2 separate regions of the Homo sapiens genome follow, and region 1 is linked to region 2. Evidence: chromatin contacts called from ENCODE Hi-C or POLR2A ChIA-PET data. All regions are on one chromosome and are shown on one strand. The core of a region is the stretch at or near the end of the contact, and the rest is flanking DNA. Distances in the headings are between cores, read along the strand shown. Region 1 holds the start of RNPEPL1 (arginyl aminopeptidase like 1). Region 2 overlaps LRRFIP1 (LRR binding FLII interacting protein 1).

What was found. Hi-C counts contacts between places; a loop is a spot of excess contacts on that map. ChIA-PET counts read pairs that join two places held with the same protein, here RNA polymerase II (POLR2A). Pooled maps may share reads with other maps.
Region 1: a loop to region 2 is called in a map of CD8-positive, alpha-beta T cell, with 13 times the contacts of the local background. The contact joins the promoter of RNPEPL1 here to the enhancer-like site in region 2. A Hi-C loop is called at or near these places in 4 of 168 maps with a recorded cell type or tissue (CD4-positive, alpha-beta memory T cell, CD8-positive, alpha-beta T cell and naive thymus-derived CD4-positive, alpha-beta T cell), 17 of 37 single-sample maps with no recorded cell type and 18 of 50 pooled maps. POLR2A ChIA-PET finds 5 or more read pairs at or near these places in 1 of 52 experiments (activated naive CD4-positive, alpha-beta T cell).

The regions. Positions count from the first base shown.
Region 1 is chr2:240,566,853-240,570,631 of GRCh38, reverse strand. It overlaps RNPEPL1 (arginyl aminopeptidase like 1), which reads right to left and starts at 2,148. Exons shown (of 11, transcript NM_018226.6): 1 at 1,518-2,148. The coding sequence starts at 2,045. RefSeq lists enhancers at 424-1,062, 1,012-1,191, 1,063-1,701 and silencers at 1,462-1,511, 1,752-1,941, 2,082-2,141, 2,172-2,431.
Region 2 is chr2:237,692,742-237,696,989 of GRCh38, reverse strand. All of the region lies in intron 1 of LRRFIP1 (LRR binding FLII interacting protein 1), which reads right to left. Among named protein-coding and RNA genes, the nearest start is that of LRRFIP1, 67 kb to the right of the region's middle. RefSeq lists an enhancer at 2,229-2,408. Within about 2 kb of position 1,694, at least 23 of the 41 ENCODE cell types and tissues checked have a DNase peak (open chromatin) inside an H3K27ac peak, as active enhancers do; they include CD8-positive, alpha-beta T cell, where a contact is called at or near this core.

The sequences.
Region 1 (3,779 bases), core at 899-3,398, 2.9 Mb before region 2:
GGGGCCTGGGGCCCACTGGCAGGGCCTCCCAGGGAGCTTCCGCTGCATCCTCCCTGGCACAGGGACAGGCTTAGGGATTTGGGCCTGAGTCCCTGGAACATGCAGGAAGAGAAGGGGACTCTACGTGTGGCCCCAGCCCCATGGCGCTCACATACAAAGGTGCATGCCTGAGGTTAGAGTCGAATACTCTGCCTTCTGCAAGTAGGGCGGCTCACAGGCCAGGTGACGCTAGGCCCCCTGTCCACAGCCTGCCAACCCTGACACCACGCAGACTTGGGGGACTATGCCACTCTCCCTGCCCAGAGTACCCAAGGGCCACCCAGTAGGCCATAGGAAGCCAAGAGACAATGGCCACCCTTGCTCACTGGGCCCCGTTCACAGCAGCCTGCTGAGGGCCCTGGTCCGGCCACTCTGCAGGCCAGTGTTGGGCGGACCAGACACGTGGGCTCCAAACACGGATCAAGGCCAAGGAGAAGCCCATCCCTCAGTTCTCACCTGTCATACTGGGAGGCATACTTGCCACCGGTCAGAGCCCTGGAATACCACAGCAGGGGCGGGGCCGGCTAGCCAGCGGCCTGCACACCCACAGGGGTTCTGGGAAAAAGGTGAGGTGGCAGGTCCTGCTTAGGGCTCCTGGGAAATGTACAGGAAGCCCATAGGGGTGCACTGGTCTGGGTTCTTCCTGCCCAGATGTCACCTTGGCTCTTTGTGGCCTGAAGCCTCTCGACCACCTCTCCACCACCCTGTCCATTTATGTGCCGTGACCAGTGACAGCTGGACTTCCCAGCGCCTCCACAGCTGTGTGTGTCTTGCATATGTCGGGTGTCACATGTGTGCCGTCCATACCACCTAGGGATGCAGTATGAACCCCCATGCTGTAGGCAGGAAAGGCCCTGCTCCATCCTGTACACATCCCCACTGGTGGAGGTGGAGGGGGTGCTGCAGCCACAGCGCCAGCCTCAGCCACCTGGCCTTTCTTGCAGAGTCTCTGGAGTGGTGGGTACCCAGTGTGCAAGCCCTGCAGAGCCTATGTGTGTCTATGTTGGGGTCGCGGGGCCCACTGGTCTCAACACTCCACCAGTGCTGGCCAAGGAAGCCCCAAACCGAGCATCACAATCTCCATGGCCCTTTCCTCTGCCTCTGGCTTGGACTCATCTGCACGCACTGGTCACATGGAGGCCCTTCCGCAGCTGACACTCCAGCCCAACCCTTGGTGCCAGGATCCTGCAGATGTACACCTCGGTGGGTGACAGAAGCTGCTCATGTCCCCAGGCAGGGACCAGACACCTGAACGGGAGGCTTCCCGGAGTGACATGCTGTCCCGTGTCCCCGCAGGACTCCGGCTTCTATCCGAGGGTCCTAAGGGCTCACAGGCAACAGCTGGGAATCACCGGGGTGGGGGGAGGGGGGCACCTGTAGGGCGCAGATTCGCGTCCCTCAGCCTGGCCGTGCGGCGAGAGGCCGCTAGCAGCGCCCTGCGGACCGGCCCGCAGCCCCGGCGCCCGCCCCGGACTCACGGCGGGGGCGTCGGTCGAGGTGTACCGCAGGATGACCTGGAAGGGCTGGTGCGCCTGCAGCTCGGGCGGCAGCGTGACGGTGAGCGAGGAGCCGTAGTCGGTGAACGGGTCCACCCTGAAGGCCAGCGGACAGCAGGCGGGCTCGGAGCCGGGCGCCTCGGGGAAGGCGGGCAGCGGGGGCGGCGGCGCGGGCCCCGGCCCGGGGGCGGAGAAGGCGAAGGCGCAGGGCGTCTCGGCGGCGGCGGCGGGGGCGCGACGGAAGGCGGCTGAGTGCAGGCGCAGAGCCGGGTGCGCGTCGAGCACGAGCGCGCGGGGCGCGGGCCGCAGCGCGCACAGCTCGAGCACCAGGCAGCCGGCCAACTCGCGCGCCTCGGGCCGCAGCTCCAGGCCCAGCTGCAGGTGGCGGAGGCGGAAGAGCTGCGCGCTGGAGGCCGAGGCCACGTCCAGGGCGGGCGGCGGCTCGGGCGGCGGGCGGACGGGCGCGGCCTCGGCGCCGGGCGCCTGGCGGCAGCAGCACTGCGCGGCCATGGCCGCCGGCACTAGGTGAAATCCATGGGCGGCGGCCGCGCCGGGCCGCGGGCGAGGGGCGCCGGGCGGCGGCGGCGGCGGGGCGCGGGCACAACAGGAAGTCGCGCCGGGAGCCGCCCGGCCCGGCCCCGCGCCGTGCGCCGCCCCGCTCGGGCTCCGCTCGGCCGCCGCCGGGGGCGCTGTGCGCGGGGCCGGGGCGCGGGGCCGGGGCGCCGGGCGGGGAGGGCCAGGAGCCAGGGGCGCGGGGAGCCGGGGAATCGAGCGCGGCGCGGGGCCGGGGCGCTGTGTTGGGAGCCGAGGCGCGCGGAGCGGGTGAGCAGCACCCCCAGCCCCTCGCTTCCTCCCCGGGCGGCGCCCGGGAGATCCCAGGAGGCGGGATCGCTGCTCCCTCCCAGACACTGCCGGCCAGGCCCCTGGGGCAGCCGCTGAAGGGACCCGGGAACCTTGGGGCCACAGGGGCAGGCTGCTTCCAGGTGTGGTTCGTGTTCCCGAGGAGCGCAGCGTCGCGAACTCAATGTCATCCTTTCATCCGGGGCTACGGGCAGGGCAGGATTCTCCTGGCACCCCTGCCACTCCTCCAAGTCTACAGGTGTGGTCTGTGCTGTGGGCCCTGCGGTGCGAGAAGCGCCGGAGCCTTCACGCAGCGCTGTCAACTACAGCAGCCACCAACCACGTGTGGCCATTTAGATGCGAATTAAATACAGTTAGAAGTTCAGTTCCTTCGTGGCAGGTGGAGTGAGTGAGTGTGTGTGTCTTCCTGGGAGGAGTGGCTAATGGACAAAGCAGGCAGGAATCATTTCCACAATCGCAGAAGTTCCTCTGGGCAGTGCTGGGGACCTCTCATTTGGGAGCCCTGTGCTGGGGTACGAAGGAGGGTCTGGCCCGCCTGTCCCCACCCCATCCGCCAGGTCCACCCTTCCCAACGCCATTCTCTGTGGACCTGGCGAAGGCTGCCCAAGGCTGAGCCTGTCCAGGAGCCTGAGCCCCGAGGGAAGGGGTGCTCGCCTGGCAGAAGCTGCTAGTGAGCTCACAGCGGTTAAATTTTGAGGCTGTGGAATAACAGGGGCCACCATGATGTCGCTGTTGTCATCAAGTAAGAATTCAAATTCCTAGGGACAAGGGGCTTCTGGGGCTGGGGAACTATCCAGGAACCCAGGACACCTCTCTCTTCTGCTCCATTGAGGTGTGGCCGTGCAGGGCTGGACTCGGGTACCGCACTCGACTCAGCGTCAGCCCTGAGTAGTGTTTCCTGTGTCTGGACTCAGTCTCCTCGTTGTGTAACCCTCTGTGTCTACCCTCCTTCCGTGGGGCGGGAAGGAAGGCTGAGAGGGAGAGTGTGCGTTCACGTTTGCGGGACAGAGCACTGAGGCATCATTTCAGTTTTCCCGTAGGACCTCAGGTCCCCACGTGCCCTCTTTAGGGACACGGCCACGATCTTGGGGCACCCATCCCAAACTCACCAGGAACCCCTAGGCTTACACAGTCACTCAGAGGTGTGGATCAGCCTCGCATCCAAGGCTGACAGGGAAGACAGCTGAGATGGGACCCTCCTCACTGCCCCCAGCGCCCTGCCCGGTGGGGCCCTGCAGTGCCAAGGGCAGACTGTTTTCGATGGCACCCCCAGTTCTACGGGGCTCTCCAGAGCCCACCGGGCCATGTTCCTGGCTGGAAGAACCTCAGTTCTGCACACGCGGTGCCACACTAGCTGGGCCTGGCCGTCCGGGGGGCAAGTCA
Region 2 (4,248 bases), core at 445-2,944:
TGGAAATTACCAGGCAGAGAACAGAAAAGTTTGACAGAGTGAAGACTTCCCAGTATGCATTCAAGACAAGGACTTCTGTCCTAAGAGGCAGCTTTGGTAAAAAGAAATCCTTCAGCCCCAATACTGGGGTATGAGACAGCAGGGCTGCCAAGAAAAGCTGACAACAGCGACAAAAGCAGCAGCAGCAGCCGTGGCAGCCACAGCTATATCTTGCACATTTACTACCTGCCAGCCCCTGCCTGCAGCATTGCATACAGTGGTGACAGTTATCAGTACCAGTTCCGAGTCAGCAGGCCTGGGTCTGAACTGGCTCCACTGCTGACTAGCTGTGAGGGCTTGGAAAGTCCCTGACCTTTCTGAGCCTCAGTTTCCTCTTTATCTGAAAAACTGAGAGAAAACGATCTGCTCCCCATGAGGTTACAGCAAGGGTTAGAGAAGACCTTCACATAAAACACCAGGTGGGCGCAGCAGGGGTTTGGTAAATATTAGCTACTTTCACTACTTAGTGTCTTCTTTGACAGCTACTGACCTAAGAGTATAAATCCGGTTCAGAGAAGTTTAGAAGCACGATGAGAAGACAAGCATGCTAAGGCACCCACCTAGCAGAGAAGCAGGAAAAACTGGGGAAACTTCAGAGGAGGGGGACAGAGGTTCTCAACCCACAGGGAAAGCCCACTCCTTTCCCTAGGAAAATCACACAGCCACGTGCCACATACAGTAAAAAAGACAGAAGGATCACAGGTGGCGTTGCTTTGATCATCTTCATTACACAAATAAATGAAACATTTTGGTTAAAATTAAGAGTAAATCTTCATTATAGTGATTTAAGATAAATTACTTCTCTACTACAAAGTAGTTATACTTTAGATTCAAGGGAAAACTACTTACCTAGTTTTAAAGTTGTAAAGTTACAATCCCAAGGAGAAACCACTGGAAACACTGGCCCTTTCCAAAATGAATGAATGAGTCTCGGAATACATATAATTTCTGTTGCCAGGTGTGTGTGTGTTTTGGTTTATTGTTTTGGAATCTGGCCTGGGGCAGGGGGATTATACTACTGGTCTATAATCAAATACATGGCAATTTTGAATGATTAAATCTTGCATGTAGTCAAAATATTTAATTTGGGAGAAAGAAACGAATTTACTTAATTTTATCTAGGTAGTCTGAATAATAAAAGTTCTAGTAAGTCCATTCCATGAAAACAAGCTTCTTTATTTAAAAAAAAAAAACAAAAAACAAATTTGGGCGGCCTCCAGTAATAACAGTGAGGTAATAAAAATCCTCTTCTCCTGTCCCATGTCTAACACGTAGTGAGATGTAATGGACTTACTGATTGGTGAAGAGGTTGGTAATCTAAACATTATGGCCTCTGGGGCTTCAAGATCACTCCTTTAAATACGAGCAGATATTCTGGAAGCACTGGCATATGAGTAACCAGTCATAAACAATTCCTTTGCTGAGTCACACAGCCTGATTTTTCGGGGATAAGAAGTTCCTCTTGGACATTGCCTTTTGAGGACCAAACATGCTGCACCAACATTTAGTCTCACAATTCTGTAGGGATTGGATAAGAATCTCACTATAATCAGGTAACTCTCCAATCAACTTCGCTGAAACACCGTTCTGCAACTATAAATAACTTGATTTCCTGTGCTCAGCATAAGTGGCAGTTGAGACTGCAGGGTTTTTTGAAATTTGCTAAGGAGGCTTCCGCTGTGGGATATTAACTCAGGCTGAACAGAAACTGACTCTTAAAGAAAAAGGGAAATTTAGTCTCCATCTTTGCCCCAGTAGGACACTCTCAATACTACTAGAAAAGACCTACCTTACTATATTTATGTCTTACCTGCCCGGGGAAATGACATGCCTAAAACACACACCATATGATTCCACGCTCCACCATCTCAGACTGAGCTAGAGCAGGGCCAGCCCGCCTCGTGCCAACTGATTCATCCCCATATTGGTCAAGACTCCACTCTCCCACACCTGGGGACCCTGGCCCAGGTACCTATAATGAGATGGGACTTGGGAGACTGTGTGTCCACGCTCTCCCCTAACAGCCCTTTCTTGGGACAGTGCTGGTCATTTAGAAGGGCTGAATGCTAATCAGTATGTGGAAAGAGAGCGGGGTGACACAAGCCATCGCAAACACAGGGAAGTTACAAAAGCTGCAGAAATGCACAGTGTCTCCACTGTCCGCATCGGACCCTCTCCTACAGCTCCAGGGCTGGTGCCCACTTGCTGAAGAAGCCCAGGCTCCCACTCAGATCCTGCTTTTGTCTTCTAGTTGAGGTGGAGCTTGCCAAATCTACTTCCTCTGACCAACCCGGCTCTCCTCTGCATGGGTGCGGCCCCCAGTCCCTCCTTTCCGCAGGAGACCCATCCCTGAACCCACGGACACAATGCAGAGCAAGAACTGGCACAAACCAGTGTGAAACACCCACAACCACTTTCCTGTGCCTATACCCAGCCCATGGCCCAGGGCAGCCGCTGGGTGACGCCCTACCCCCCACCCATGATGACCCCCAATTCCCATCACCACTCAGCACATTTCCTTCCCTACCTGAACATTAGCCTCTTAACAGGAACTGCATTTTGCTTTTGTTCACCATGTCTCACTCTGATACAGTTTTTGCTACCATTTACCAAGAAAAGCTCCTACAGGTTCACAACTTCTCTCTGAAAACCCTTGGGGCCATGATTCAGAATTCAGCATTTTTGGACATTAGAAACGTAGTAAGATGCATACACCATATATTCTGGTACAACCCAGAGTAGCAGCCCTTAATCAAAGACATCAACAAGACTGCAGAGAAACGTAAGAAAATTCACACTCAGAGGGATCAGTGAAGACCAAAACTAGCCCCCCATTGGACAGGGCAAGTCTCACTGCCAAAATTCTGCCACAAACTTATAAAAACAAAACAAAACACAAACCTTCCGGTCTTCAAAGCTTATTGGGTTCTGGAACTGGGGGTGAGGGACAGTGGGCCTGGGCTGATCACATAACTACTCAGTTGGACACAGTCCAGACTTTCCTCTCCCTTCCTCCCGGCAGCATCTCGAAGTCATCTGAACCCAGACCCGCCCAGGAGGCTCCCAGCCTTAAGTAATAGACCCTGTAGCCAGTGCCTTAGCTGCTCCAGGTGTGCCTCTACCTACTCCTCTGATTAGCCTGTCCCTAGTTTCCTCACATCCTGTTCTCAATGTTTACTCTTCCCTTCTCCAAGGACTCTAAGTCCAGCAGGCAGCTCTTCACCTCCATCCTCCTCCTGCCATCTATGGTGTCCCAGGCTGCTCCTCAGAACACTGGCACCGCTCAACCACATTCCCACCCTTCCTTCTTTCAAGAACCCTTCCCTGATGGTGATTCAAGGGTCTCTCTTCCCAGGCCCCTAGGAACTAATTAGTTGAAGGGGTAAAAACCGGCTCCAGAGGGCTGGCCCACTGCCAGAGTTTTAAACGAAGTCACAGAAAAACCACACTAAAATGGACATTTAAAAAACAGCAACCATCTGACAAGCAAAGAACTGGCTTTTCAGTATGAGTTCATCAGACTCTACTTCTACACCTCTCTCTGGCATTTCCTAATAAGCTCTCCCAAGGTCAAGGCAGTCTGATTCATCTTAAATCTTACACACACACCCAGTAGATGATTAATTTCTACCTGATGAAAGAGTGATTGTTTGGGGCTCATACTTTTACCAAGATCCCACGAACACCTGATTAAGTGGAAAGCTAGGGTTTTATATTTCTTTTCCAAAGTGCACCCTTTCACTTTTATTCCCATTCATGTTCAACCACAAGCTGCATGAAAATGTGTATTTGCAAACCCTCTCCGCCTCATCCCCTGCCCAATTTTAATGCCAAACTACAGCCGTAGCCCCACGACTGCATATTGAGCTGGACAACGGCAAAATCCTAGAGGCAGGATCCTGTCCGCGCTGGGCGGACCCGGGAGACTAGCCAAAGTGGATTTGGCGTCTGGAGTCCTCGGCGGAGGTGGTCCCCAGGTGCTGAGCGGGTTGAGTGCTCCAAAGCACCCCAGCCGCTCCCCGGTGGTTCCAACAGCGGGTGAGGGCACCGGCTCTGGCCACCCGGTCCTTGATGCTGTATTTTGTAAAATAGCAAACTAGCAGCTCCCTGTGACTCCAGGCCAGGCGCAGACCTGGTCAGAGCCTGTCTGCAGCCCATCACCTCGGGCGGGGAGAGACCATGTGCCTTTTCGTCCTTGGAGGTGGCGTC